6 separate regions of the Homo sapiens genome follow, and regions 2, 3, 4, 5 and 6 are each linked to region 1. Evidence: chromatin loops called from intact Hi-C (ENCODE). Cell type or tissue: Calu3. All regions are shown on one strand.

Region 1 (5,000 bases):
TATATGTTGTTCTTATTAAAATTTACATTAATTCATTTTCCTTAAGCTTTCTTTAAGGAATTTTTTTGGTATCAATATCAATTTTACATCTTCCTAGACTTTTGTTCTGGAATGTAAATGAGTATAAATACTTAATTGCTCAGCCAAATACCAAACACTTCAATCCACAGGCTCTGTGCCTTTGGAACAGATGATTATGAAAATAAATGGCTCTGCAGAGTTCACATTTACTAGAAGTGTCAAAAAATAAAGATGGATTACAAAAGCTCTAAAAAATGTGTGGCTTGTAGTGTGTAATGGTTTTCAAAAGGGATGAGTGTATTTGCATGTGTGTTAGGTTTGTGCGTAAATGCACATACCTGTATCTTTCATAAGTATATGTGAGAATTCCTGTTTACGCTCATGGTGTGTACTTTCTCATAGGTAATAAAATCTGTTATGCATATGCTTATCTGTACCTCCAAGGCAAGCCACATTTGCTTTCGGGTTATGTTCAGGAAACCAGCCTCAACTTGTCTGAAAAGAGTTTCAGTGTTGGGCCTGCTCCACTCTGGCCACCAGCCATGGAGATGGGCTATTTTTGGCAAAGGTGCAGAGTAGAAGGGCAACGCAGGCCGCGGCCCAGGAAGTCAGTCGACGAGGGCGCGCGAGGCACTTCAGCACCACGGACATAGGCAAGCCTGAGCCAAGTCCTTTCCCGCGGAGGAAGATCGCTCCTCCGGAGCTACCCCCAGCCCTCTGGACCTACCCCCAGCCCTCTGGACCCACCCCCAGCACTCTGGACGTGGGGGGTTACTATCTCCAGGTCCTCGATCAACACTCGGACCCGAGCTTTCCGCCTCGCTCCTCGCGGAGCCGGGTGAAAGAAAACCTGGCCCGAGATGCAGGTCCGCGCTGAGCCTTCATCCGCCGCAACACGAGTCTCTTTCCTGCCGGCCCGCGCGACCCTTCTTCCCTCTCCTCCTCTCAAATGAGGCCAAATGGGTGCACGTGGCGTAGAAATTCTACAGCGCCCAGAGCACTGTGAGGAAAGATTCGCCTTTTCCTCCCCGTGGCTGCTGGAGGCTGTGCGGACTTGCCCTGAGCCTTCTCCGCCACTCTCGGCCGTGACGAGGCCCTTCCTCCACTAACCCTTGCCCTCGTCTTCCCTTGGGAAAAGATGTCTACAAACCGTCGATGTACCACGAAAATCTCAGCGCCCACAGACTGGCGTTCAAGAGTCATGGACATGAGACAAGAGAGTAATGGAAAATACAAATTCTTGGCCATATTTCTAAAATCATCCAGCCTTTTTTAAAACTTGTATTTGAAATTGATCCCATATGACGCCACAGTGACTCACCCCTTGCTTGGGTTGGCTACTGGGCGAGAGGAAAGCAACAGCCCCTGGCCTTCATCATGGACGCTGCAGGAGGGCCCAGACACGCGACAGCGGAAAGAAACGGGAAACCGGGCCGTAGCCGATGCTGGCCCTCCCGTCCCCGTGTCCCGGTTCTCCAGGAGGGCAGCACAGAGAAATGCGGGCCCCGCGGCCTTTCAGGCGTCGTGCAGAGCACCCCGAAGTCTGCAAAGCGGGCGGGGCGCGTCGCCCCCAGCCCGGCCCTTACCCAAAAAGACTGTTGTGCCCCTTAGGTGTGGCGGCTAAACGCGGGTGTGTGGAGTTCGGGGTCCGCTCTCATTCCCTTGTCGGGCGGCCGGGCAGGCAGGATCAAGGTCCCAGTCCGCCGCCGCCGACCGGCTCCCGGGGCCCGGTTACCTGCGTGTCGTGGCGAGGAAGGTGCCCCGGAGGCGACTGACGCGGGCGTGCCCTCGCCTGGGAAAATCGAGGCGGGCGCTGCCCGGAGTACTGCGGAGGGAGAGGGGCGCCGCCGCGCGGACTCTGCGCCTGCGCTCTCCGCCCTCCGCCGCCCCCACCCCACAACCTGACTGGCGCCGGAGTTGGAGACTGCGGGGGACGCTCAGGGTTGTGCCTGAACTGAAGGACTTCCTCTACCCGCGAGGTGGGAGGGTCCACGGGAAAGCGCCCGCCCGGGCCCCTCTAGCTTACGCCCTTGGAGGGCGCTTGTTTGAAGCAATTGCCTGTCTGCCAGGGCTACGTAGTCCGCTGCAAGTGGGCACGGAGGCAGTTTCTGTCCATTTCCACCCATTGTTTGCGCTTAAAAGTCGCAAGTCTATTCCTTCATGTTTAAATATGTGTCCAGCATCGGAAAATCGTGGTCCGGAAAAGTCTTCGGGCATCCCCGAGTCCACCCGCCATTTTACTGATAAGGTCTCTGAGGGAAGGGTCTTGACACTGCACAGCTGGTTCTTCTACCCAAGTGCATATGCCCCAGTCCCAAGTGGAATGAATATAGCCTCTTGGAAACAGACTGGTCATTAAAAGCAGTGGATTTGATGGGTCCAGGGGACAGGCAAGAAAGGGTAAGGGCTGAACCAAGGTGCTGGCTGTGGGAAAAAACAGGAGGTGCTTGCTGGTTTTTCCTCTGTCCCTTCAGACCCACTCTCCACTCTGCTCTGTGACTCAGGACTGACCTTTATGGGCTACGTCAACTATAATCTGGCTTTCAATTGGTTTTGGCAAGTGGGAGGCACCTGCAGATCAGAAGGCAGGATGTGATTCAGGACCTCCCCTGCATCCCCAGCGGGCCACCCTGTTAGCAGTGGCTATGTTCTTCATCTGAAAGCCATTACTCCCATCCTGTGGCCCTCTCCTGCAGTTTTCTCCAGGTTCTGGTTACCACTAACTACCCTTGCCCCTTCAGGCCTGGAGTGGGTAATGACGCCCAGAGGTTTCCTTTAACCCCATCCACACCTTTTTAAATAGTCCCTTCATTAAACTCTCCTCAACTATCCCATCTTTTCCCCACCTTTCCAGGACGCTATAATAGATTTTAGTCCATTGCGGTTGGCAAAATTCATGAGGACAAAAATATATGTAAAAGAAATACGGGGCTTTTAAAAGGCGAGAAGTCTTCCAGAGCCATCTTGACAGTTCCCTGGGCTCCAGGCAGCCAGCATGCTAGGTGGTCTCCCCACTGGGCCCCATAGCCCGAGGGTGCTAGTTTAGGTAGACCCAAGAATGGAATTCAGACTGCTCATAAACAGTGTGATCACCAAAGGGCTGGGGATCATTTCAGAGTCCAGCATAACAGGATTTTGGATTCCTCTTGAGGTAGAGAGACAATCTAGATCTTTATAGAGCAAGTGCTGGTGCTCTCCCAACTACAGCTGGGCTGCTTTTGAATGAGTCAATATTCTTAGGACACTTAAGAGAGTCCTGGAAACAGTGTCTGACAAGTGTGCTTAACAAGAAACTGCTGAGTGAGGCAATTGTCAATTGAGAGCCTCTGGCTGTTTCTGTAGAAAATCCAAGAATGTTCCCAAAGAGGGGGAAAAAGGCAAGAGGGTAGGAAGTCATTAAATTGCCTCTAGCACACTATGGTGTGCTTGGTCTGAATCCAAAATTTGACCATTTCTCGGGCTTGTAAAAACAACCAAACTGATTTGACTACTTTGATTCCTTCCCCATCCCCTTGAAAAACAAAACAAAAACAAAATAAACAAAAAACCCACCAATGCAGTATCTTAGCAAGACTTACCCAAAGGGACCCCCAGCTGTAGCTATTTGCAAATAAAATTAATGTCCAAGCAAACACACTATTTGTACTGAATACAAATGAGACCAGAACAGAACATTTAACATGTAAATATTTCCAAACTTTCACCCTTCCAAAGAGAAAGGATCATTTGTTGTTCAGACATGCATTAATTGTGCTGATCTCAATAAGGAATAGAGGTAAAGAAGCAAAAGGAGCCTCAGAAGGCTCGGCTGATCTGCAAGGCTCAGATTTTTTGTTTTGGAGAAGGTGGGATGGGGTGGGGATAAGGAAGGCGACCAGCAAAGTTTGAGTAAGGGAGTAAGAAAAAAAGACCTGGAATGAGCTGACTAGGAGAGATGGTTTCTGGGAGTTTTGAGAGAGTGAGACTAGGGATTTAGCACAGCTGACATTCTGAGTGACACCAAGGTATAGAAAGATATGAAAGAGGATTTTTAGACATTTTGTGATGTTTAATAAATGGAATTATTTTGTGCTATGATACATAGGGCTTTTCCTTACAAGTGTCAAAAACTTAAACTCAGACTGATTTAAGAAAAGGAGTATATTTGGCTTAATAACTGAAAAATCCATAGATAGGTAACTTCAGATATGACTAGATTCACGAATGCAAACATTGACATCAGGACATGATCTCTCCTTTCCTCTTTGTTGACATCAAAGAGTTTGTTTTCACATAGTGATTTCTTGCCACCTCCCCACCTTTCCCCAGTGTTCAACTTATATCATCTTTATAGCTAACCATTCCAAAAGAAGCAGAGCACTTATTTCCCAGTAGTTCCAATAAAATATTGAGCTTATGTTTCATTAGCAAACTCATATACCTTAATCTAGAGACAGGGCCAGGCGCAGTAGCTCATGCCTGTAATCCTAGCACTTTGGGAGGCCAAGGCAGGCGGATCACCTGAGGTCAGGAGTTCGAGACCAGCCTGACCAACATGGAGAAACCCGTCTCTATTAAAAATACAAAATTATGGCTGGGTGCAGTGCCTCACGCCTGTAATCCTAGCACTTTGGGAGGCCAAGGCGGGCGGATCATGAGGTCAAGAGATCGAGACCATCCTGGCTAACATGGTGAAACCCCATCTCTACTAAAAAATCCAAAAAAATTAGCCAGGCATGGTGGCGGGCGCCTGTAGTCCCAGCTACTCAGGAGGCTGAGGCAGGAGACCGGCGTGAACCCAGAAGGTGGAGCTTGCAGTGAGCCGAGATCACACCACTGCACTCCAGCCTGGATGACAGAGCGAGACTCCGTCTCAAAAAAAAAAAAAATTTAGCCAGATGTGGTGCCACATACCTGTAATCCCAGCTACTCAGGAGGCAGAGGCATGAGAATCGCTTGAACCCAGGAGGCGGAGGTTGCAGTGAGCCCAGATCATGCCA
Region 2 (5,000 bases), 180 kb before region 1:
AAATGTTAATGGAGGCCAGGCACAGTGGCTCACACCTGTTATCCCAGCACTTTGGGAGGCCAAGGCGGGTGGATCACCTGAGGTCAGGAATTCAAGACCAGCCTGATCAATATGGTGAAACCCTGTCTCTACTAAAATACAAAAATTAGCCGGGTGTGGGGGCATGCACCTGTAGTCCCAGCTACTCAGGAGGCTGAGTCAGGATTCCTTAAACCCGGGAGGCAGAGGTTGCAGTGAGCCGAGATCATGCCACTGTACTCCAGCCTGGGTGACAGGGTGGGACTCCGTCTCAAAAAAAAAAAAGTTAGTGGACTAAAAATACCAATTTAAAGGCAGAGGTTGTCAGAATGGATTTATACCAAAAAATAATTATAACAGAAAAGACTGACTATATGCTGTCTATAAGAGACACACCTTAAATATAAATATACAGATAGATTTAAAGTAAAAATATGTAAAAAAATAAAAAAGATATACCATACAAACAGTGAGCAAAAAAAAAAAAAAGATATACTGATATCACACTAAGGAATATTACCAGAGGTAAAGAAGAACATATCATAATGATAAAAGACTCCATTACTTGGAAAATCATAACAAAATCTGAATACATTTAAATGTCAAAATATGAATACACTTAAAACAGAGCCTCGAAATACATTAAGGAAAATCTGACATAAAGAGAGAAACAGGCCAGGTGCAGTGGCTCACGCCTATAATCCCAACACTTTGAGAAGCCAAGGTGGGTGGATCATGAGGTCAGGAGTTTGAGACCAGCCTGGCCAACATGGTGAAACTCCTGTCTCTATTAAAAATACAAAAATTAGATGGGTGTGGTGGCAGGCGTCTGTAATCCCAGTTACTCAGGAGGCAGGAGAATTGCTTGAACTCAGAAGGCGGAGGTTGCAGTGAGCCAAGATTGCGCCACTGCACTCCAGCCTGGGCGATGACAGCGAAACTCCGTCTCGAAAAAAAAAAAGAGAGAGAGAGAGAAAAACAGATATGCCCACACTCGGTGGCATTTTGATATCCTACTCTCAATATTAAAACAACTATACAAAAAAAAATGACAAAGATGATCTGAACAATACCACGAAACATTTTGACCTAATTGATATATATAAAACACTTCCCCAATAACTGCAGAATACATATCCTTTTATGCTTCAAGGTACTTTGAGACCCTCACGTTCTTGCTAAAGGGTAATAAAGGCCCACCCTGTTTCCCAGGGTATGATATATCCCATTGCCTTTATGCATAGCAGTAAGCCATTCGTGATTCAGAGAAGGATGGAGGGGGAACTGATAAAAAGGACACTGCCAAGCTTTATGAAAAGAAATGAGTCAATAAATATAAAGCCTTAGAACAGTATCTGGCACTTAGCTCTGTACTAGTATCAGCTAACATCGTTATGACTACCTGGAAGTATGGGAAAGAAGGGAGATCTGGCATTAGGATAACAGAGTGGAGGGGTGTCCTGAAGACTGAATTATAGTAAGAATTATTCCTCCTGTTTAGGGAGAGAAAGCAGGGCCACAGGGATGTCACAAGGATGACTCCTTTCAGAAAGAGTGACTCCAGGCTGATAAGGAGCTATGGGCATGTATAAGTTGCAGGTAGTTCTGGCTTTAGTTGCTTTTCAGAAGCTGACACTGGCTCCCTCTTCCCAGGAGAGAACTGTGAGAATTCCCTAGGGTGACAGGGATGGGGCTTTTTGATTTTGTTTTTGTTGTTTTTGTTTTGTTTTGTTTTATTGCACTGCTTTGTGTGGTTGAGGTCTGGGGGTTGGCGGGAAACATCTGGAGAGGCAGCCAGAGAACATGGGGGAGCTGTTGGAGGCCTGCTTTTGTGTTTCCCCTACGATTGCATGGGTGCATGGGTCCTATACCCACTGGAGAGACCCAGACCTGTGGTCCAGGGCCCTCAGGAGTAAGATAAGAATTCTGACCTCATGAGGATCTGAGAATACAGGTAGGGTCCCCTAACTCAGGCAGTCACTATCAAGGTCCAGGTTGCTGTCCCTTCACCCCACCCTACCCCACCAAAATCAAAACACAGTCCATGCCTCCCATGTACATCTTCTTCACTCTGAGAACAATGAGGCTTTTGGCATGTGAATTGAATAAGTTGGGTTGGAACATGTTATTGGGTGTAGCTGCTGTTACAATTGTGGGAAGAGGCCAAGAATGCTCAGCAGGCCAGTCTGGGAGGGTAAGACCATGAGTGACTCCTGCAATGCTGAGCATCCTGGGCTGGGCAACACATCTTCTCTCTTTGCCATCCCAGGTCCTGGGAGAAAGCAGAAGTGGCTTGCCTCAGGAAGGTCACCACGCCCTGGAGAAGGGAGATTTCTTCCAGTACCTCTAGTTAGAAATGAAGTATTTTATAAGTATTCCTCTCCCCTCTCTGTGCAGATGCCTATAATCTCATGATAGAAACATGGAAACATGTGCCCATGCCCAGCTAAGGCCCAAACTACATCTGGTCAGTGTTATACTGAAAGGAATAAAGAACTACTCTATTACCAAGGTGTCTGGGAGGACCACCACGGGGCAACAGGAGTACTGGAGCAGCCGGCCCATTTTCCAGACGAACAGTGGCACGACCACAAGGATCAGCATGAAGCCAACAAAGGCAAACAGGGCCAGTACCAGGGGAATGGCCTCTCCTGGAAACAAAAGATAAAAACAGGCTTAGAAAACAGCAGCAAAGATTAAAACTTCAATCCTGAGCCTCCCCCGGTTTCCTGGAGTTGACTCTGCACATTGGCTAAGACGGCAGATAACAGAATCCTGAGATTTGATGTGTGCCCTAGTGACCAAAATTACCACCATTAAAAGCATTTTTCTAGAATCCAGATGAAGGCATGGTTTCCAGAAAGCCCCAGGGAAGATTAAAATCTTTTCCTTGTGACACAAAAGGGAGGAGTATCATGTGTTAAGCCAATTGCTGTGTTAGCACGTACCTTGGCACCACTGCCAGGAGGAAGGCAGAGTGCCAAGCCCTGGGCAGGATGAGGGGGAGGTATTGAAAGAGAACAGCACAGAATGGGGCTGGGCGGTAACTGAAAACAAAGTGTGTTTCACAATTCACTCTTGGCATTGATTCATGTTATGGAGGAAATTGTTCAGAAAACAGTCAGAAAATAACTACAATATATCAAGCCCCTATTTTGTAGGCTAGGGCTACTACTGCCTTCCAGAACTATGCTGGGGGCTGGACGTGTAGTTGCTTGTTCTTCACAATGAGTGTGAGTATCCCTGCTTTTATAGAAGAGGAATCTATGCTCAGAATGGTTAAGTGAGCTACCCCAGGTTACCCAGGTAGGACTGGCTCCAAAGCTCACAGTCATTCTACCAAATAATTGTAGCAGAAAAGGCCCGATCTGAGCATCTGGAGATGCAGAAGAGGGGACAGGTTATTTTCCCATCTCTCAGTTCTATGTAACCTTGAGCAACTCCATTAGCCTCTCTGGGCCAGGCTACTCACCTGCAATGTGAAGGGTAGCCCAGTCAATGAGACTGGAGAAGCTGGTGGACTTGTGGCTGGGGGCACTGTACATTGTTTCCATGATTTTGGAAAATATTTTGGTGGTATGCATCAAGAGATACACCAGTGTTCATACCCTTTCATCCACTCCTGCAATTTTTTATTTTTAATTTTTGTAGGTATATAGTAGGTGTATATATTTATGGGGTACATGAGATGTTTTGATACAGGCATGCAATGTGAAATAAGCACATCATGGAGAATAGGTAGCCATCCCCTCAAACATTTATCATTTGAGTTACAAACAATCCAATTACACTCTTTAAGTTATGTTAAAATATACAATTAGGTTATTGTTGACTATAGTCATCCTATTGTGCTATCAAATAGTAGGTCTTATTCATTCTTTCTGTTTTTTTCGTGCCCATATCCTCACTTCTCCCCAACTCCTGAAATTTTAATTCCAAAAACTAATTCCAAGGAAGGAAACAACTATATACATAAGTCAGTTCTTAGCAACATCTGAACTAGAGCAACAGCCTTTCATTTACATATATTGACATATAGATTTTTTTTTTTTTTGAGACAGTCTTGCTCTGTCACCCAGGCTGGAGTGCAGTGGCGCAATCTCGGCTCACTGCAACCTCTGCCTCCTGGGTTCAAGCGATTTTCATGCCTCAGCCTTTCCAGTAGCTGGGATTACAGACGTGCACCACCATGCCTGGCTAATTTTTGTATTTTTAGTAGAGACAGGGTTTCATCACAATGGTCAGGCTGGTCTCAAATTTCTGACCTCAGGTGATCCACCTGTCTCGGCCTCCCAAAGTGCCAGGATTACAGGCATGAGCCACCACACCTGGCTCTTTAAAAATGAGGGAGAACCATCATTCTGAGCAAACTATCGCGAGAACAGAAAACCATACACTGCATGTTCTCACTCATAGGTGGGAACTGAACAATGAGAACACTTGGACAAACAGCGGGGAACATAACACACTGGGGCCGGTCATGGGGTGGGGGTTGGGGGAGGGATAGCATTAGGAGATATACCTAATGTAAATGACGAGTTAATGGGTGCAGGAAACCAACATGGCACATGTATACATATGTAACAAACCTGCACTTTGTGCACATGTACCCTAGAACTTAAAGTATAATAAAAAAGAATGAGGTAGATCCATATGTATTGACATGAAAAGATGTTCACAATATACTACTGAGTGAAGACAAGCCAAGTACAGAGTAGTAGGTACAATATCATCCCATCTATGTGTGTGAGCATTGGTACCACACAGACAACGCCTGGAAGATTAAACGCCAGACTCACCAACGGAAACCTCCTGAGTGATGTGCAGGAGAATGGGGCACACTCACCTCTTTATTTATTTATTAAAATGAGACGAGGTCTCGCTATGTTGCCCAGGCTGGTGTTGAACTCCTGGGCTCAAGCAATCCTTCTGCCTCAGCCTCCCAAAGTGCCGGGATTACAGGTGTGAGCCACCATGCCTGG
Region 3 (5,000 bases), 430 kb after region 1:
GGATTACTGGTGCCTACCACCATGCCTGGCTAATTTTTGTATGTTTAGTAGAGACGGGGTTTCACCGTGTTGGCCAGGCTGGTCTCGAACTCCCAACCTCAGGTGATCTGCCTGTCTTCGCCTCCCAAATTGCTGGGATTGCCTGTCTTCGCCTCCCAAATTGCTGGGATTACAGGTGTGAGCCACCACACCCAGCCACGCCTGGCTACTTTTTTATATTTTTTGTAGAGATGGGGTTTCACCATATTACCCAGGCTAGTCTCAAACTCCTAGACTCAAGCAGTCCACCCGCCTCAGCCTCCCAAAGTGCTGGGATTACAGGTGTGACCCACTGATTTTCTTTATGCCAGAAAGAATGCTGCAGCATCTTTTATGTGTTTTATTCAGTTAATTACAATTTATAGTTTTATGTGCATTTATAGCATATGTGGAATTTTTCTTACTTAGGTATTTGTCTCTCAAGTTATTTCTTCTCATTTTGAAGTTGTTGGTAGTTTCTTTAAAAGTCCAGGGTATATTCAGTAGTCATCGTACATCAGTTCTGTCTATAATTTTAAAATGGTTCTCTAAGTGATAATCTTCAAAAGCATGAATTTTTAAGACACATGCAAACTTTAAAAATTCATGTTTCAGCTGGGTGCAGTGGCTCATGCCTGTAATTCCAGCACTTTGGGAAGCCAAGGCAGGCGGATCACGAGGTCAAGAGATAGAGATTATCCTAACCAACATGGCGAAACCCCGTCTCTACTAAAAATACAAAAATTTGCTGGGCGTGGTGGCATGGGCATGTCCCTGTAGTCCCAGCTACTCAGAAGGCTGAGGCAGGAGAATCGATTGAACCCAGGAGGCGGAGGTTGCAGTGAGCCAAGATTGCATCACTGCACTCCAACCTGGCAACAGAGCGAGACTCCGTCTCAAAAAAAAGAAAAATCCATGTTTCAGGCTGGACACAGTGGTTCATGCCTGTAATCCTAGCACTTTGGGAGGCCAAGGTGGGCAGATCACTTGAGGTCAGGAGTTGGAGACCAGCCTGACCAACATGGTGAAACCCTGTCTCTACTAAAAATACAAAAATTAGCCAAGTGTAGTGACACATGCCTGTAGTCCTAGCTACTCGGGAGTCTGAGGCAGGAGAATCGCCTGAACCCACAGCAGGTAGAGATTGCAGTGACCTAAGATTACACCAGTGCACTCCAGCCTAGGCAACAGAGTGAGACTCTGTCTCAAAAAAAAAAAAAAAAAAAAAGATGAAGCGTAGGAAGGGACTTTGTTGTTGTCATTACCTTATTGTTTTACATTTTGTTTGCTCGTTTGTTCATTTGTTTGTTTTGAGACAGAATCTTGCTGTGTTGCCCAGGCTGGAGCTCAGTGGCATGATCTCAGCTCACTGCAAGCTCCGTCTCCCAGGTTCAAAGGATTCTCCTGCCTCAGCCTCTCCTGAGTAGCTGGGATTACAGTCACCCACCACCATGTCCGGCTAATTTTTGTATTTTTACAAAAGTTGGCTCAGTTTGTAATGCCAGGACTAACAGTATATGGAGGACTTCTGTGATAATGCACCTAAAACTCTATCCATTTTTTCCCCTTAATTTTTTCCCTGAAGTTTAAATGTAGTATGGTAGATACTGGGATTTTTATATATGTTAAATGTATTTAATATTTGTAATGTTGGTCATTTAGAAGCAAGCTGAAAGTTTGTTACGTAAAGTAATTTTGTATTATTTTGTTGAGAAAATGTTAAAATGAAATGGGTCATTTAGACAGTGAGGGAGCAAGCCAGCCAACCATTATTTGTTTTTCTTTCTGTAGTCATTTATACAGTTATAGAAACATTTAAATCTCTCAAGAGGTCACATATTTTTATTAATAAAATATGCTTATTATTTTTTGTTATAAAATACAAGGTAGAGTTCTCATAAATTTGAGCTCTCCTACTTCAGCATATGCTTATTATAAAAGAAGAAATACAAAAATAGTAATATAAACAAAATAAAACTGACTCTTACCACTTGTAGATAACCACTGTTAATATTTTGGTGTATTTTCTTTTCTTTTTTTTTTTTTTTTTTTTGAGACGGAGCCTGGCTCTGTCACCCAGGGTGGAATGCAGTTGCACAATCTCGGCTCACTGCAACCTCCATCTCCCAGGTTCAAGCGATTGTCCTCCGTCAGCCTCCCCAGTAGCTGGGACTACAGGCGCATGCCACCACGCTTGGCTGACTTTTTGTATTTTTAGCAGAGACGGGGTTTCACCGTGTTAGCCAGGATGGTCTCGATCTGCTGACCTTGTGATCCACCTGCCTCAGCCTCCCGAAGTGCTGGGATTACAGCCATGAGCCACTGCGCCCAGCCTGGTTTATTTTCTTTAGTGCTTTTTCTTTAATATATTTGTAATTTTATTGAGATTACAATGTACTTTCAATTTTTATCTTCTCTTCAATTAACATATTTTCTTCAGTTATTAAGAAAAGTTTATAGAGAATATTTTTAATATATGCATAATCTATTGTGTAGCTATACCGTAATTTATTTTACCTCTCTCCGCTCTTAGATATTTGGGTTTAAATATTTTTACTAATAAAATTAATGCTGTGATGATGGGCATTCTGGTGCAAAAAGCTTGTTCTGTGTTTTTCATTGTTTCATCTTGTATTATATTCTTAGAAATGGAATTGCTAGGTCAATGATTGTATATACTTTTAAGGTTCTTGATGCATACTGCCAAATCGCTTTTTAAAGAGTACTTTTCTAAAATTTTTTTTCTTTTCTATTGTCATAAACACTCATTCAGGAGATTATGAATGGTAGTTATAATTGAAGTTTAAATTCAAGTTATAATTTAACTCAACAGTAAACACTATTAAATAAAGTTTATGAGAAGACTATATCAAGAAAAAGCTTTGATCGTTATTTGAAATGGAAGTGCACTGGGTTTCACCAATAGGTTTTCCTCTGTTCCCCTGATTCCCAGAGTTGGAAGCTCTGGGGCAGTCTTACAGGTTATGCTAAGTATACTTTGCTCCAGTGCCCCCTAGTGCTGGTCCTGTGGAAGTAACCTTCATTTTTTCTTTGTAGCAGAAAACATCCTTCTTCCTTCAGCTCCTTCTGGACATACACAAAGACATTTAAAGAGCCAGGCAAATAAGAGTTAGGGCTAAAATGGGCCGGGCATGGTGGCTTACGCCTGTAATCCCAGCACTTTGGGAGGCCGAGGCGGGCAGATCACAAGGTCAAGAGATCAAGACCATCCTGGCCAACATGGTGAAACCCTGTCTCTACTAAAAATACAAAAGTTAGCTGGGCATGGTGGCGTGCGCCTGTAGTCCCAGCTACTTGGGAGGCTGAGGCAGGAGAATCGCTTTAACCCAGGAGGCGGAGGTTGCAGTGAGCCAAGATTATGCCACTGCACTCCAGCTTGGCGACAGAGTGAGACTCTGTCTCAAAAAAAGAAAAAAAAAAAAAAAAAAAGAGGGCTAAAGTAATGCCCTATTACTTTCTTTGGCCTGCGGATCTAGAATTTATCCTTATTTTTTTTCTCTCCTGGGAGGAGCTGTCCTGCTTTCTGTAGTCTTATATTTGTGCTACTCTCTCTGCCTTACCCTGCATGTTTCTATTCTAGACTGCAATAGGGAGGGCCTGGGCCAAACATCCCTACCTCTGGACCCTCACCCTATTTCAAATCCTTTATGTCAAAGAAAGTCAATATACCCTAGGTAGCTACAAGTCCAATTATTATTGAGGTATTTAGCTGTAAAATTTGTCCTTCCATCACTGTCTTGACTAAAGGTTCTCCTCTGAAAATTCCAACTTGTTGACCTGCAAACAGACTGGAGAAAAGAGCAGTAAGGGTGAAGGTGGGACTGATAGTGGCCAAGCCCCATGAGAAGACATGTTTAACCTTGCTGTCCTTCCCACAAACATGCATTCCTACAAATGTGTTAGAAATAGGCTCAGATGTGTAAAAATCTACAGGCTGCTTTCTGTAGCTCTTTCTTTTCTCTTCCCTACCCACTCCTTCAGAATAGCAGTGAGCAAGAGATAGCTCATTAGAGTCCTGGCCCGGAATTCCTGTAATAACAAAATACAGATAGCAACTCCCTATCTGCAGAGTTAACTGCTTTGAGAGGAAGGGAGTGGGGCCAGGCGTGAGAAATAATAGTGATCCTTGTAGGAACAAATTTTTAGTCGCATGTAAGCATTTTATTTCACTTCTTTTCTTAGAGAATCTTTGCCCCCACCTTTTATTTATTGGAAATTCTGTTCCATTAGTTAGTTCTAAGCCTTTCCTTTCGGTCGTTCCATGACTCCAGAGTTGTTCTTTAATACATGTGTTCCTGTTAATATTATGTCCAATCACAAGTGCCTGATTGGCTGGTCTAGAAAAGTTAGAGAAGAAAGATACAGGTCTTGTTTAATATCCATTTCATGTTCAGCTCTCAGAATATTCATTTAAAAGAATCTGGAATGTAAAAGTAGGTGTCTATTCATACCAAATTCAGAACTTCTCCAAAATTATATTCAACCCAATATTTTAAAATTCTCTGAAAACCAGAAATAAATATCTTCGATTTAGAAAATGACTTACAAGTCATGGTTTCAGCATTCCATTAAGAGTACCATGTTGTGTTTGCAGCCCTGTTCCTGAGTCCCTAGATATAGAGGCTTGCTTGCTGGTAGGGAATCCCCTCTTTAAAAATAGCATAAGGGGCCGGGCGTGGTGACTCACACCTCTAATCCCAGCAATTTGGGTGGCCAAGGTGGGCAGATCACAAGGTCAGGAGTTCAAGAGCAGCCTGGCCCATATGGTGAAACCCCATCTCTACCAAAAATAGAAAAAATTAGTTGGGCGTGGTGGCGGGCACCTGTAGTCCCAGCTACTCGGGAGGCTGAGGCAGAAGAATCGCTGGAACCCGGGAGGCAGAGGTTGCAATGAGCCAAGATCATGCCACTGCACTCCGGCCTGGGTGACAAAGTGAGACTCCATCTCAAAAAAAAAAAAG
Region 4 (5,000 bases), 110 kb before region 1:
GTTTCTTCTAATTCCTTAGTCAACTACAATTCTGTTCCCATGTTTCTACTTCTTCAAAACCAATTTCTCACTCATTGCTTTCGCTCAATTCCTATGACACACCTAAGACTGCTTAGTTGTTTACCAGGATGTAAGACTTTTAGAGTTAGAAGGGACTTTCCAGGATCATTTAGTCTTGCCCAACTCTCTCTTTTACAAGGAACAGAAAATCAGAGAAGTTCAGTTATATTTTGCAGGCCACATGGCTTGTAAGTGATATGTCTGGGAACAGAACTAAGAAATACCACATATAAATATATGGTATTCCTTCCATTACAGGTTTTTATTTAAATTTTTATATGTCCATCTGTTCACTTCATCTACATGAAATAAATTATTTTTTATTGTTTTATTTAAAACATTGTACAATTTTTGTTTTCAAAGATACTCTGGCTGCCACACAAAAAGCACATAATACTCTGTTTCTTCTACTTTATAAGCCCATTCAGGTAGGAAGTAGATGAATAGCCTGTCTCTACTCTGACAAACTGCCTGGCAAAATAAATAAAAATTTGGGGTTGCTGCAGGGATTGAGCAAAGAAACATTTTGGTTACAAATTTCAAATCCTGACTCCCAGTCTGCAAATGCATTAACTATCAACTTCCTAAGACTCAGCAAAAAGAATAATTTTACCACTGTATTGATGATATATATTGAATCACTGTATCAATGATACAATGGATTCTTTTTTTTTTTTTTTTTTTGAGATGGAGTCTCGCTCTGTTGCCCAGGCTGGCATGCAGTGGCACAATCTTGGCTCACTGCAGCCTCTACCTCTGGTTTCAAGTGATTCTCCTGCCTCAGCTTCCCAAGTAGCTGGGATTACAGGCACCCGCCACCACGCCCAGCTAATGTTTGCATTTTTAGTAGAGACAGTGTTTCACCATGTTGACCAGGCTGGTCTCAAACTCCTGACCTCAAGTGATCCACCCACTTCGGCCTCCCAAAGTGCTGAGATTACAGGCTTGAGCTGCCACGCCTAGCCACAATGGATTCTTTTTATGTCATTTCTGGTTGCTTTATGGTCAACATCACTTATGACTAAATCTAGATATGAAATCCACTGTATTATTAATAACAATCATCATATACCTCTCCACCAGAATGTAAGATTTGCTAGAGTTAGTATTAGTTTTTCACCCTATGATTTCTGCCTGGCTTGGAGTAGGCTCTCAATAAGAATGTGTTGATAAACAAATGAATGAGCAAATAAGTAAGTTCTTCAAAGGTAAAACTTACCCAAAAAATGAAAAATGCAAAGATCTGAAATTTTAGTAACTCCCCAAAAAGTAAACAGAAGAGACATATTCCAGAGGGAGTCACTAAAGCTAACAAATGAGTCTTCACATTACAATTACAACATTCTTTTTCAACAAAGTGCTTATTCCTTTTCTCTTTTGCCCTTTTCTCTGGAATCTCTTGTCAGGTTACTCTTTGTTTCCTTAGGCTTGTTGTGCATAAGAGACTTCTATAATAATTCCTCTGTTCATTTTTCTAGAAACACCAAGCAAATGTTCAAGGAGATCAAATTAAGTTCACTATAAGATCATAAGGAGGCCACTAGCAGAATCAGCAGAATTAGGCTCTTATAAATTATTATTAGTTTTACTTCATGACCCAAACTCAATAACAGTCAAGAATTCACTATTTTCCTCTTGGTTGTATAGCTGTTCTCATAACTCATATCAAAATATCAAATCTCACATTAATCAAAACATCAATTTCTAGCAATACTACATTAATTAAATAAAAATATTCTCTTTACTAGTGTTTTTATTAAAGATTATCTTTACACTGTTCCGCTAAAAAAAAAGTAAGCAAAAAGTAGTTAAAAAAAAAAAAGTTAATTCCAAAGTTGAGGATGAAGAAATTTGTTCACCTAATCCTTTTTATCTAATGTTTTTAATGTTTACAATTTATTTAATTCACTTCAAATGTCTGTGCTAAGTTGAAAATTACTGAATTAGAACTGCATCAAACTCAAACCATTTATATCCTTTCTCTACTTGTTAAACATTCATGCTAAAACATTTTAAAATTATTTTACTTACCAAGTCGAAACTACAATTTTTGGATATATCACCAATCATTTGGTTTATATTACATACACATAATGTAGTAGCTTACATAAACCCACCAAATAAGAGTTTTCCTTTAAATTTACAAAAGCAGAAAATCTAATTCACAACTTCAAGAAAACAGTGGATTTAATAAACAGATTAACTTACTGAAAAAATCTTTAAAGACGTTTAACCAATCCATTTTGAGTAAAAATTCTGTGTTCTGTCAGTTTGTTAACACAGCTCAGGATAATTCTCAGTGAGCTTCCTCGTCTGTTCTGCAACACTGAAACTTCCCACACCCAATCCATGTGACCTGGCCCACACCCAGGCAATAGAAAATTTTTCTGAGGCTTCTCTTTCCAAAACTTTTTTTTCCTCTAAATTATAACACAGCCTGTATAACAAGTAAATAATCATGGCCAAAAATATGACCTTATTATTCAGACTTATTTTGGAAGATGCTTTAAAGCATATATATTTTTTATAGTTAAAATATATTCATGAATTAATCCTTTTGTTTTCCCCTTTTCCTTCTCAACTTTCAAACAATGTCTCCACCAGCACAACCATTGCGAAACAAATCCATTAATTACACCGGATATTTAAGTTACCAAAAAGGGATACAGAAATTATGAGAAAAGGGAAAAGTTTATCTAATGTAAAAGCTGGACTTATATCTCTTTACAGGTTAACTACAGATCACTAACTCAAAACAATGTTTCCAAGCACCCTGGAATAAAGGTAGCAATAACTGTAATACAGTAATAAAGTTAACAGAGATTTCCTAAGACTTAAATAGAGATAAAATCTTGATAAAACTGTCTCAATAACATCAGAATACTGTAGTACGGAATGCATCCTGGAGTATTAACAAATAAAAATTATATTTAAATGGGATTTTAGATTTACATACAGTAATACCTAATACTGGACTACTTCCCCCCTTTGCTCTATGATAATAGTTTTTTCACTATATTTTGTTAATTACTGTCACATTCACTCTAATCCCAAGATACCAGTGTCCTCTTAAAATGGAACAAAAAAGTCTAACTGGGTATGTCTTAGTACCCTGTGCACGTATCACTATGAGGCATACTTTCTTGACAGAAATTACCTTAATTTCTCCCAATATCTCTAATCATCATGCTTTAAATAAATTCCAGTATTTACAAAACCAGTATTGCTGATTCTAACCCTGGTCTCTTCTGCTACTGAAGGAAAATCTCTTTCTGATTTGTCTTCCATTGAAAAACTAAAAATAATGGTCTTAATCACAAAACCCAAAAGTATTTAAAAAGTTACCTCAGCAGTTAAACATCACATTATATCTACTTAATTACCTTTAGAACACTGGAAATATTTTTATCTCAGAAACTGATAATCCACTACTTTATATCTTACTCCAAATTGTACTATATTTTAGTTTTTGCAGTTTTACAATGGTTAAAAACATTAAATATTTGTATTTTATTGATAATTAGAAGAACATTCTAGAATAACAATAATGTTGAATAAGAATAAAAACTAAGCTGGGTATGGTAGTAAGCATCTGTAGTCCCAGCTACTCAGGAAGCTGAGGTGGGAGGGTTGCTTGAGCCCAGGAGTTCAAGTTTGGCCTGGACAACAGAGCAAGACTCCATCTCTACAAAACCATAAAAAATAAATAAATAAAAACTAATGTAAAGTAGTGAGTCAACAGTATTTCATATTTGTCAGTCATGCTATATTGCTCCCAAACTGTCTGCACAAGGAGAAATTGTACTTTTCTTCTACACCTAGACAAAGAACAATTACGCAAATAGCATGTTTGCCTGAACACCAAAAATGAAATTCTGTCCCTCCCAATTCCTTCCTGTCAGCTAAGGAGAGTTTAATTTTTTTTTTTTTTTTTTTTTTTTAAAGAAGAGGCCATTCCTTGCCCATGCATATTTCCTTCCTATCAGCTTAGCCAAGTCCAGTGTGAAGTGGGCTCCACTGTCTCAGGCCCTAATGGAGGGCCAGTAAAAATAAAAAACAAAAACTTTGGAGAAATAAAGGGAAAAAGAGAAACAAAATAGAAAAGAGCTCTGTAGGTGCTAATGTACAGTAATGATCCACAGTTCTCTTATCAAATAGAAAAACAAAATGGAGGGTTTTAAGTGAAGTTCAAAACATAAGGTCATTAGATGTTAAAATTCATTATGTGCCATGTACATAAGTTGCCTTGGTGCCAAAGAGGCAATTCTGCCTATAAGTCTAAACTCCAACAGTGATTCATGGTTCAAAAAGCCCCTGCTAGAAGGTGAGAGTTAGTTCTACTCATTGGTATCACTCTGCCTTGACTTGGAGCATGGGCCTAGATTTACAGAAACTGCATGTTAACACTTATGACCTTCACTGGTCTTCTGGGTTGACCACCTGCTATGACTCAAACTTACCTAGCCCTTGCCTTTTCAAGTCAATTATGCACACTGCTGCCAGAATTATGTACAAAGAACTAAGTTGCAGGTTTCATTTAAAACAAAGTTGCTTTTCTTTTAAAAAATATCTTACCTAAGGTATCCTTTAGGTTTTTCACAATAGATGCTTTCCGAGCACTGTTTTTCCTTTCCACATAGTTAGAAGGCACAAAACCTGTTTTATTCATGGAATTTCGAACTCGCCACCAGGACTTAGAATCATCCAGAAGCCATAATCTCTCATTCTTCTTGATGTCCAACTCTTGTTCTTGTTGGGCCACATAATCAAATTTGGCTACTACCACCACTTCTTCTGCCATCTTTCAGCAGCTTCAGCACTGTAAACACATGGAAAATATTTTTATGTAAGGTTGAGGTAGTATTAGTTCACATGCTTTTCAAAAGAGACACACCTAAAAATCTAAAGACATAAAGATGAAAAGTAAAAAATATGGAAAA
Region 5 (5,000 bases), 270 kb after region 1:
GAAAGACATCCATGAATTGGAAGACTTAATATTGTTAAAATGTCCATACTGCCTAAAGTGGTCTTACCGATTCAGTGAAATTTCTATCAAAATTCCAATGGGATTTTTTGCAGAAATAGAAAAATTCTGAACTTCATATGGAATCACAGAGAACCCTTAATACCCAAAACAGTCTGAGGAAGGAAGAACAAAGCTGGAAGCACCACACTTCCAAACTTCAAAATACGATACAAAAGTACAGTAGTTAAAACATCAGCTGGGTTCAGTGGCTCACACCCGTAATGCCAGCACTTGGGGAGGCTGAGGCAGGCAAATCACTTGAGCCCATGAGTTTGAGACCAGCCTGGGCAACATGGCAAAACCCTATCTCTACTAAAAATACAAAAATTAGCCCGGGCATGGTGGTGCTTGCTTGTAGTCCCAGCTACTTGGGAGGTGAGGTGGGAGGACCACCTGAGCTGGGGAGGTCAAGGCTGCAGTGAGCCATGATCATACCACTGCACTCCAGCCTGGATGACAGAGTGAGACCCTGTCTCAAAAAAAAAAAACAAAACAAAACAGTTTGGCACTAGTATGAAGATAGGCATAGCAACTAATGTAACAGAATAGAGAGCCCAGAAGTAATTCACGTATGTATGGACAACTTACCTTTGACAAGGGTGTCAAGAATATACAGTAGGGAAAGGATAGTCTTTTCAACAAATGGTGTTTGGGAAAACTGGATATCTACATGCAAAAGAATGAAATTGGTTTGGACCCTTACCTTACACTTTAACTCAAAAATCAACTCAAAATGGATTAAACAATTAAACGTAAGACCTGAAACTTACCGACTCTTAGAAGAAAACATAGGGAGAAAAGAGCTTCATGACATTGGTCTTGGCAATGAATTCATGGGAATAACACCAAAAAGTGTCTGTGGATGGATGGATGAATGGATAAATAAAATGCAGTATATACATACAATAGAATATTATTGAGCTTTAAAAAGGAAGAAAATTCTGCAATATGTGACAACCATGGATGAATCTGGAGGGCATTATGCTAAATGAAATAAGCCAGCCACAGAAAGACACAGAAATCAATCAAATAACTGCTTGATTACACTTACATGAGGTATGTTAACTCATGGAAGGAGAGAGCAGAAGGGTGATTGCCAGGGGGAGGGGGAAGCAGGAAGTGGGAAATTGCTAATAATGTGTATCAAGTTTCAGTAATGCAAAATGAATTCATTCTAGAGATAAACAGTCTGAGAAAGTGTCACAGTGTAGAGGAGTCTAAGAAGACATGACAGCTACCACCTTTGGTGGTATTCTGGAACAAAAATGATACTAGGTAAAAACTAAGGAAGTCTGCATAAAGTATGGGCTTTAGTTATTAATGTTATCAGTATTGGCTCATTAGTTGTGACAGTTGTACTATACTAATGTTAGGTGTTAACAATAAGGGATACTGAATCTGATGTGTATGGGATCTCTATACTATCTTTGTAACTTTTCTGTTAGTCTAAAACTATTCTAAAATAGAAAGCATATTTTTTAAAAATGCTATAGGAATTCAGTTAAGAAAAATTCCTTGAGACTGAAATACTAAACCCAACCAGTTCTTTTCCTCACATACATAAAAGTTTTGTAAAATGAAAAATAGGTATTCTAGGCAAAAGATGAGTTGAGAAAATCTTAGTGGCACCAGACAAAAGTTGTGAGAGACTTCAAAGTATACTTGAGATTATCTGGGACCCCTAGTGACATAGCTTTGAAGCACAGGTTGAAGAAACAGGACTTGATCATTTATGCAGTCTGATAAGAAACTGCTAAAGAATCTTAAGTAGTCTCAAATATTTAAATCTTAAATTATGTAACTGGAGCCAATTATACAATGTCATCTATAAACAAGGTACTTGCTAAAACTTTTTGCTCTATAATTTATGGATTTGTATACAATGTGGGCAGCTTCTCTTTGCTTTTTCACCCTGAATTTAGAAATGAAACCTGGCTCTCCCTATATCAGATTATTTCACTCATGGCCTCATTAATTAGAAAGGAGAAGAGTTCAGCCTTTTCTACTCTCTGTTTTCTACTCCTTGCTTTTCCATACCATGCGATGAAAGGTAACAATCTTCTCTAGAATTACTTTTTATTGTTATCATTTTATTTCTCCCTTTAGTTCCCTATGACTAAAATTTTTTGGTTGACATTTTGTCTCTAATGTGTAATTTTTGCCTGAGTTCTCGATTTTCTTTAATAATATCCTGAAAATTTTGGGACTTTCTCTACAAAAATACATAGACATGAATTTTCGTATGTTTTAAAATGGTTCATAGGTACTTTGGAGTCCATGTGCCACAGGTCAAGAAACCCTGCCTATCTTGAATCCTATTAATAGTCGTAATAGAACTGAGGTGGCAGACAGACATTATTTTTCTTACAGTCATTTCTTCTAAGTCTTACGTGAACAACATTAGCACTGATATGAACTTATTTTAATAGTTCTTGAAGATATGGTGAAAATACTTTGGACATCTTTGAACAGTTCTATAGCTCTAGCTAGGATAGTGCTTGCTTTTGGCCCTGGGCTATACTAGCATGGCTCAAACAAGCTCTACAATTTGATATTCTAGTATTTGGTAAAGTTTCTGTTCTTGGTGTAGATGGACTGCATCCTGTGCAGTCTTGAAAGATTAGTTAACCGGTACTCACATGTTATGTGCCAATACGTGATTTTTAAAAACATTTACTTTAATGTTTTACTTATCTTTTGTATTTAGAAAGGAAAAAATACATTAGTTTTTTTTCCTCCCCCACAAGGACTGTTATAAAGTGAAGGCTGCCATCTAGAGACAGACTCATCATTGGAGATGTAATCACAGCAATTTCTGTTTTCAAGGCATTCTAAAAAATTTATAAGTATCAAAAATGTATCTTTATTCATAATTTGTGAGGGTTTTTTTTTTCCTTTTTGCACATACTGTTTAGACAGATCCCATGCATCCCAAGATATTTACGATTAAGCTTGAAAGGTATCAAAGTGTCTCTTTCTTTACCTCTTCCCCAGACCCCCTCCTCAAATCTTGAAAAAGACTCTTAAATGTAGTCACTGCATTACTAGGTAACTGTTAAGTTCTACATTTCTGGTATACTGATATTTGTTTAGTGAATCCTTCTCAGTTTTAGTAGACTCAACATTTCTTCTCCTATCCTGACTCAGATTTTTTCTACCAATCCATCCATATTTATGTCTAGTCTTGATTTACAGTTTGCTGTTTATCAGGCTAGGTTATATAAAAATGAAACTAAAAATGGCCAGGCACGGTGGCTCACGCCTGTAATCCCAGCAGTTTGGGAGGCCGAGGTGGGTGGATCATGAGGTCAGGAGTTCGAGACCAGCCTGGCCAACATGATGAAACCCTGTCTCTACTAAAAATACAAAACTTATTGTGTTTTTAGTAGAGAATAATTACACGTGGTGACGTGTGCCTGTAATCCCAGCTACTCAGGAGACTGAGGCAGGAGAATCACTTGAACCCGGGAGGCGGAGGTTGCAGTGAGCTGAGATCGCGCCATTGCACTCCATCTTGGACAACAGAGCAAGACACAATCTCAAAAAAAAAGAAATAAAAAAATAAAAAGTTAGATGACAATAAAAATGATCCTGTCATATGCTTGGATTATCTCTAGTACATAACTAGATTACATTTTATTTATTAAGGCGCTATAATCCACTCTGTAAAAGAAGAGCTTTAAAATGATTTATACATGGAGCAATTACTTAGAAAGCATCTGCTATTTGGAAGGATCTTTTGCTAAGTGTGTTAGACAATGTTAGTGTATTTCAATCACACTTAGACTTCAGTAATTTGAGGTAAGCAAGAATGGTGTGTCATAAAAGCTATAAACTTTTTTTTTTTTTGAGTCTTGCTCTGTCATCCAGGCTGGAGTACAGTGGTGCAATCTCAACTTACTGCAACCTCAGTCTCCCAGGTTCCAGAGATTCTTGTGCCTCAGCCTCCTGAGTAGCTGAGATTACAGGCATGTGCCACCCACACCCGGCTGTTTTTTTGTATTTTTAGTAGAGATGATGTCTCGCCGTGTTGCCCAGGCTGGTCTCAAACTCTTGATCTTAAGCAGTCTGCCCACCTCAACCTCCCAAAGTGCTGGTATTATAGGTGTAAGCCACCACACATGGCCAAAAGCTATTATTAATATAAACTTAAAAGAGCCTTGTGTTATATTTGGATAAATTGTTTTGCTGCTGAGTAAAGTTCTGTCTACTTTCAGTCTTCTGTGTACTTGTGTACCTAGTTGGAGGGATGTATAGAAGGCTTGGAGTTTATGCCCTGGCTGACATCATAGAATAGAGGAGGAGAATTGAAAATGACTGAGGAGGGACAGGGTTGAGACATTTCTCTAAACTGTGTGGTTCATATATATGAGGATAAGAAAGTTTGCTGGGTCCTTCTTGACTTTTCTGACAATTTACCTCATCATTGTCTTAACTTACCCCTATGATAGGTACTAGGCATTTTGAACAGGGTGTTTAGTGCTGTTGGACCTGATATGTCTACTCTGGAGGTGGATGCTATAGGTCTAGGTGATGGGAAAACCTCTGGAATTACTTTCCCTGGTTTTGGGATAAAAGAGGTAGCTCGTCTCTTGAAACAGTATTTGAATCTGTGCATACGTAGGAATCTGACTTCCTGTAGAACTCAACTTAGGAACTGGAGCTTTTAGCTTGCTTCCAAAATGGGCACGATAATGTATCAGAAAAAAAAATGAATGCCCAAAGTAGGAGAGTCTAATACTGAGTATCTTTTATGTTACAGGTGCAATGCCAAATACTTTACATTTGTTATCTCATTTAATTCTCTTATCATCCTTATTTGTTTGAATGTTTCCCATGTGCTAAGTAATGTTCCAGGCAGTAGCAGTTAGAACATTGAAGAAAGGCTCTCTGCTCTGCAGTGATATTATCACCACTTAAAAGATTAGAAATCCTAGTTT
Region 6 (5,000 bases), 140 kb before region 1:
TTAAATTAGTTCTGTGTAAAACACACACACACACACAGAGAGTGAGACAGAGAGACAGAGAGAGAGAGAGAGAGAGAAAGTACTCAAGGCTCCCATCAACACTGCAAAGTGCCTAGTGTCTTGGAGTATCAAAATTAGAAGTTTCTCTTAAACGTGATTTGACATGAACAAACATCAAAGGCTACAGAGTTCCAATTTTAAGACAATAAAGCAGATAGGTACAAGCAACCAGGAGTGGAGCAGAGAAAACTATGTAATCTCACTGGCAGGGGAAATGTCCCAAACCAAATATTTTTTAGAATGCTATGGAGTACCTTTTCTTCAATGACCAGTAGAGAAATCCAATTTTTATAAGTCTCGTATCCAATGTTAAGCTCACAAATTGTCTTTTTATTCATGTGTATTTTGCTAGAATCTTTGTTTTAATTTGTTCTTACAGTTAACATCTCCAAGACACACACAGTAAGTCTGAAAGAACTACATTGCACTATATAAAACCAGACGATGAGATAAGTAACAAAGTGCACAGAGCTCTGCTTTTATTTATTTTGATGATTTCTCTTTCTAGATTGTTGTGTGGACATTAAGAAGAGAGATTTCCAAACAGAATGCAGGCCTTTTCTTTGGGATGTGGGAATAGAGGTTTAGGAGGTGATAAATCTTTTGTAAAACAGATATACGATATTCTATACACATATTTCAACCCCAGGCCCTGGGAAAGTATTTTTTGCCTTCTTAACCTATATTCAAGGCCCAAACTATTGGATGTATTCTAATTCATACTTACCTGTGAGCAAACATGGAATCAATGCGTAGAAAAACCACATGAAAAGACTTGTCCAGATTTCTTCTAGAACCATTGTGAAAGTCTGCATTTGGTAGACTCAGTTTGACCTAGAACATTGTTTCTTTCCAAAATAAAGCATTCTGTCCATCTCAGCCATCTTTCTTCAGAATGCATATGTTGGAGCTGAGGTCTGAGTCGCAGCGAAGCCTGAATTGTTCTAGAGCCGGCCCAGGAAGCTCAGAAAGGGCGGGCTCCGAAGCACCCTCCTTTCTGCCCAAACCCAGATGTTGCATCAGCAGGGAGTGGCCTAGGAGAGTTCCAGAGAAAATGTAACTTTGGGGAGCTTGAGAATCTGCCTATGAGCAATACCCGGACCACAGGCTCTGTCCTAAAGGACTCTGCACCTCCCTAAAAGCCAATGAGCAGGCAGGATTATCTCCCTCCCTCATTAAATAGCTGTCCTCTTCCAAGTTTCTCTCTGTGAGTTCATTCAAGCTGGGTACTGACTAGCTCTTTTTTCTAATATGTACCCACTTCAGAAAAACTAAAGATATTTGAAAAAATTTAAAATACCCTTCTAAAAGTCAGGAGGGTAAAGAATAATATATAGCTTCATATTTGCATGCATTTGCAAAAAGAAAAACTAAAAGAAGATATAAGAAATGAACAAGATTGGTTACCTTGGGGCAGAGAAAGTGGGAATTGGAAAGGTGGAAGAGAAAAATGGGAACAAGACTTTTGACTGAATATCTTTGTATATCGTTTGATTACTGAGTCACGTGAATGTATTACTGAAAAATTAAAACCAATTTCAATAGGTGGAAGAAAAACCTTGTGATAGTATTTAGCCCTTTAAAATTTAGCCCTTGAAGGACTTTAACCACCCTAATGTGCAAATACAATAGTGGAATAAACATGGGTTCTAGAGTATAATGTATTTTGGTTCAAGTTTCAGAACTTACAATGTAACCTTGGGAAAGTTGGTCATTTATTTATTCATTCAAGAAACCTTCACTGAAGGCCTACTATGTGCTAGTTCTTAGGAATTCAACAGTCCATTCCCTCAACAAGAATTTCCCAACTAGTGGAGAAGATAGACACGGGAATAATCATAAGTCAATTTTTAAAATGAAGGGACAGCAATATTCGTAAGGAAACATAGCATCACTAAAAAGAAACATCTAACCCAGTTTGTAGGATTACAGAAAGCTTCCTGGAGGAGGTGACTCCAGGACTGGGTGTTAAACTCTGGAAAAAAAAAAAAAAAATCAGCCAGGAATGTTGTTTTTAGGAAGCAAGAAGAAGTTTGGTGCAACACGAGAACAAGGTTGAAATGGCGAGAAATAGGGCTTAGTGGCAGACAGAAACAGGATTCTAGAGAGTTTTGAATGCCTTATTGAGGAGCTTGGAATTTATCCTGAGAGGAATGAAGGTCAAAGGAAGGGTTCAAAGCTCAAATATGACCATGTCATTCCCTGCATTTGAGCTTTAAAAAGTTTGTGACTAGGGTGGAGAAAACAGCACAGGGGGCCAGATTGAAGGCAGGAGGGCCATGAGGGAGCTATGGTAGTGATCCAGGTGACAGACATTGTTGGCTTCCACTAGGTTTCTCATGTCTGCAGAGAGAAATGACCAAATTCAAAAGATAAAGAAGATAGAACTGATAGCTCCTGGATATTGAGTGCATTAAGAGGGCTGGGGAGGAGGAGCCAAACATGGCTTTCAGGTTCTGAGTTTGGGTAACTGGGTGGATGGCAGCACCTCAAGTGAAATAATGAAGTGGGTGGAGTGTGGTCAGGACAGGCAGGATTGGGGGTGCTATAGAAAAAGGCTGCAAATGTTCAGCTTGCGAAATTTGAGCTTAGATGCTTATATGGGCAGGGGAGTCTCTAGTATATAAATAATCTTTGTCTCAGGTTGATTGGTGTCAACTTTTTAGTTGTGTTTCTTTAGGCAAGTCATTTAAACTATCTGCTTTATGGTTCTCATCTGAAAATTGGGAACAATTATAATAGTGTCTGACTCAGGGCTGTTGTGAGGATTAAGTGAAACTTAGAACAGGATCTGGCACAAAATAAGTATACAATAAACATTGCTGTATATCTTTTTACCACACCATAGTCAAGAAAACCTGGTGCATATTTTCCTTGATTCCAGCACTGTGAGTCAGTGGCCACATCTGTACTTTGACCTCTGGTCACTAGCTGCTTGTACAGTCTCTCACTGCTCCTCTTAAGAGTGCTTCATACATGGCCTCAACGTCTGTCCCCAATGTTACCTTTGTTCTCCATCTTGGCTTCCTGATTCCTCTCTCCTAAGTTCGCTTCTGCTCACAGTTCCAGCATGTCAAAAGTTAGCAATATAAGCCAATGTGTACTGGATATCTATTATCTGCCAAGAATGTCCTAAAGGGTTTCTACACACTATATACATGTCCATATATTATACAACAGACTTGCAAGGTAAGATATGATTTGATTCTCCACTTTTCAGGTGAGAACACAGGGCTCAGGGAAATTAACTTACTGTAGATCACAGAGCTATTCAGGGATGGAAACAGGAATTCTAACTGAGGTCTGCATAACTCCAAGCTTTTTTCACTCACTTTAACTGCCTCCCAGTTAGCATCAAAGGAATGTGTCTGAGGGACACAAAGGAGTGATCCAAGAGATCAGCAAAGGCTTTAGGGAATAGGTAGACCTCAATATGAGGTTCCGGATGTACCAATTGGATATGGGTAGGAGGGGAAGAGAGGCACACTGTTCATCATTCCTTTTGGGAGAATGATATGAGCAAAGATGGAAAGGTAGAGGGGAATACAGACTGAATTAAGAAGATGAAAATGAAAGTAAACAGAGAAAATGGAGGAAAGAATAAGAATCATTTAGCTATGCTGTCGGAGAAGAAGAGTTGTTTACCAAACTTTGAAGTGTTACGATGGCTAGTTAGCTCCACCTGCTCATTGGTCCCTGTCAAGACACTCCTGTCCAGCACTACAATGCTCTGGCAAGACAGTACTGCCTGCCAATCCTTCATAAGCCATTGCACAGAGTCTGCCCTGGGTTCAGCACACCTCAAGGGGCACTGAGAGATAATGCCATCTGCCTGTCATATTTTTTGAACAATAATCCGTTTCAAGCCTGGGTCATGACCCAACAAGTAACTCAGACCACCCACCTCTGCCTGGGCTGTATCTTTGGGTGAGGACTTCTGGAGGGCTGTGCCTCACCTGCTAGCCCCTAACATTCCTGGATAATCCCTGACCCTGATTTTGCCTTTCTCTTCTGGCTTTGAGGTGCCCCTCTATAGAAAGAGAAGTTGTAATGTCTTGTCTATGCAACATGCACAACGAAACTATTCTCTATCCTGTTTCCTGCACTTCTCAAGTTAATTTCTGGTGCCTTCCACAGAGTTGGAGGGTCATCCATGTCAGAAGATAAACCGCTGGAAGAATAGACCAATTTCCTATAGGTAGGTACAGTTCAGAAATAGGATTTTTTTTTCGATTACACTATTTGCCACTTAAATCTCTGATATTTAATTATGGAAGGAAAAGCAAGCAGAGAAAAGGTTTTATGAAAAGGTAGAGGCAGTGGGGAGGGATGGGAAGTTTTGTGGCCAAGGAAGAGAACCCTAAGCTCTCTGTGCCCTGCAGGGCCAGGACTAAAATTAAGGGAAGCACCTAGGGCGCAAAATCTGAGGCACTCACTCTTAGGGTTGTGCAAGTCCAGGATAGGCCCTGTGTCCTTGAATGAACTATGTGGTCAATTATTACAGTCCAGTAATCTTCCTTTCCCCTACTTAACACAAAATAGTTCCTTCCCTTTGCATTAAGATTCTTAGATATCTATGTTCTGTCTTGTAGCACTTCTGACATTTAGTTGGATTTCACTGTGTCTCTATTTTTTCTTTTTAGAAGTAACACAGGGAATTTAAATAGCGGAATTCCACTTGTCTTAGACTCTTCTAATTCATGCTTCCACCAAGACTGTTCCGGGTGGAATTTTTTTTTTTTTTTTTAGATGGAGTTTCGCTCTTGTTGCCCAGGCTGGAGTGCAATGGCGTGATCTTGGCTCACCGCAACCTCCACCTCCCGGGTTCAAGCGATTCTCCTGCCTCAGCCTCCCCAGTAGCTGGGATTACAAGCATGTGCCACCACGCCTGGCTAATTTTGTATTTTTAGTACAGACGGTGTTTCTCCACATTGGTCAGG

What was found. Hi-C counts contacts between places; a loop is a spot of excess contacts. Peaks named below come from ENCODE experiments on the same cell type or tissue, not always from the same donor. Only the 100,000 strongest peaks of a DNase experiment are listed, where the experiment ranks them.
Region 2: a loop joins it to region 1, with 2.4 times the contacts of the local background. A loop is called at or near these places in 5 of 110 quality-filtered maps.
Region 3: it touches region 1 in a loop (2.2-fold over the local background); 3 of 110 quality-filtered maps call a loop at or near these places.
Region 4: a loop joins it to region 1, with 2.1 times the contacts of the local background. A loop is called at or near these places in 5 of 110 quality-filtered maps.
Region 5: a loop joins it to region 1, with 2.3 times the contacts of the local background. A loop is called at or near these places in 2 of 110 quality-filtered maps.
Region 6: it touches region 1 in a loop (2.0-fold over the local background); 2 of 110 quality-filtered maps call a loop at or near these places.

What each region holds. Positions count from the first base shown.
Region 1 is chr3:136,815,971-136,820,970 of GRCh38, reverse strand. SLC35G2 (solute carrier family 35 member G2) reads right to left here and starts at 1,845. Exons shown (of 2, transcript NM_025246.3): 1 at 1,343-1,845. RefSeq lists silencers at 648-697, 1,761-1,820. In Calu3, no CTCF peak of the experiment used is centred here; DNase peaks (open chromatin) are centred at 660, 1,390, 1,910, 2,590 and 1 weaker place.
Region 2 is chr3:136,993,083-136,998,082 of GRCh38, reverse strand. IL20RB (interleukin 20 receptor subunit beta) reads right to left here. Exons shown (of 7, transcript NM_144717.4): 6 at 2,527-2,669. Among named protein-coding and RNA genes, the nearest start is that of IL20RB-AS1, 13 kb to the right of the region's middle. RefSeq lists a silencer at 2,882-3,176. In Calu3, no CTCF peak of the experiment used is centred here; a DNase peak (open chromatin) is centred at 2,992.
Region 3 is chr3:136,389,837-136,394,836 of GRCh38, reverse strand. All of the region lies in intron 22 of STAG1 (STAG1 cohesin complex component), which reads left to right. Among named protein-coding and RNA genes, the nearest start is that of PCCB, 140 kb to the right of the region's middle. In Calu3, a CTCF peak has its summit at 3,034 (motif pointing left); a DNase peak (open chromatin) is centred at 3,016.
Region 4 is chr3:136,927,863-136,932,862 of GRCh38, reverse strand. NCK1 (NCK adaptor protein 1) reads right to left here. Exons shown (of 4, transcript NM_001291999.2): 2 at 4,636-4,879. The coding sequence starts at 4,861. Among named protein-coding and RNA genes, the nearest start is that of IL20RB, 28 kb to the left of the region's middle. RefSeq lists a silencer at 2,289-2,489. In Calu3, no CTCF peak of the experiment used is centred here; DNase peaks (open chromatin) are centred at 892 and 2,402.
Region 5 is chr3:136,543,668-136,548,667 of GRCh38, reverse strand. All of the region lies in intron 5 of STAG1 (STAG1 cohesin complex component), which reads left to right. Among named protein-coding and RNA genes, the nearest start is that of STAG1, 210 kb to the left of the region's middle. RefSeq lists an enhancer at 1,065-1,114. In Calu3, CTCF peaks have their summits at 1,773 and 2,795 (motif pointing left); DNase peaks (open chromatin) are centred at 1,157 and 2,817.
Region 6 is chr3:136,953,989-136,958,988 of GRCh38, reverse strand. IL20RB (interleukin 20 receptor subunit beta) reads right to left here and starts at 1,006. Exons shown (of 7, transcript NM_144717.4): 1 at 788-1,006. The coding sequence starts at 875. It overlaps IL20RB-AS1 (IL20RB antisense RNA 1), which reads left to right. Exons shown (of 4, transcript NR_183729.1): 3 at 4,198-4,258. In Calu3, no CTCF peak of the experiment used is centred here; DNase peaks (open chromatin) are centred at 2,548 and 2,988.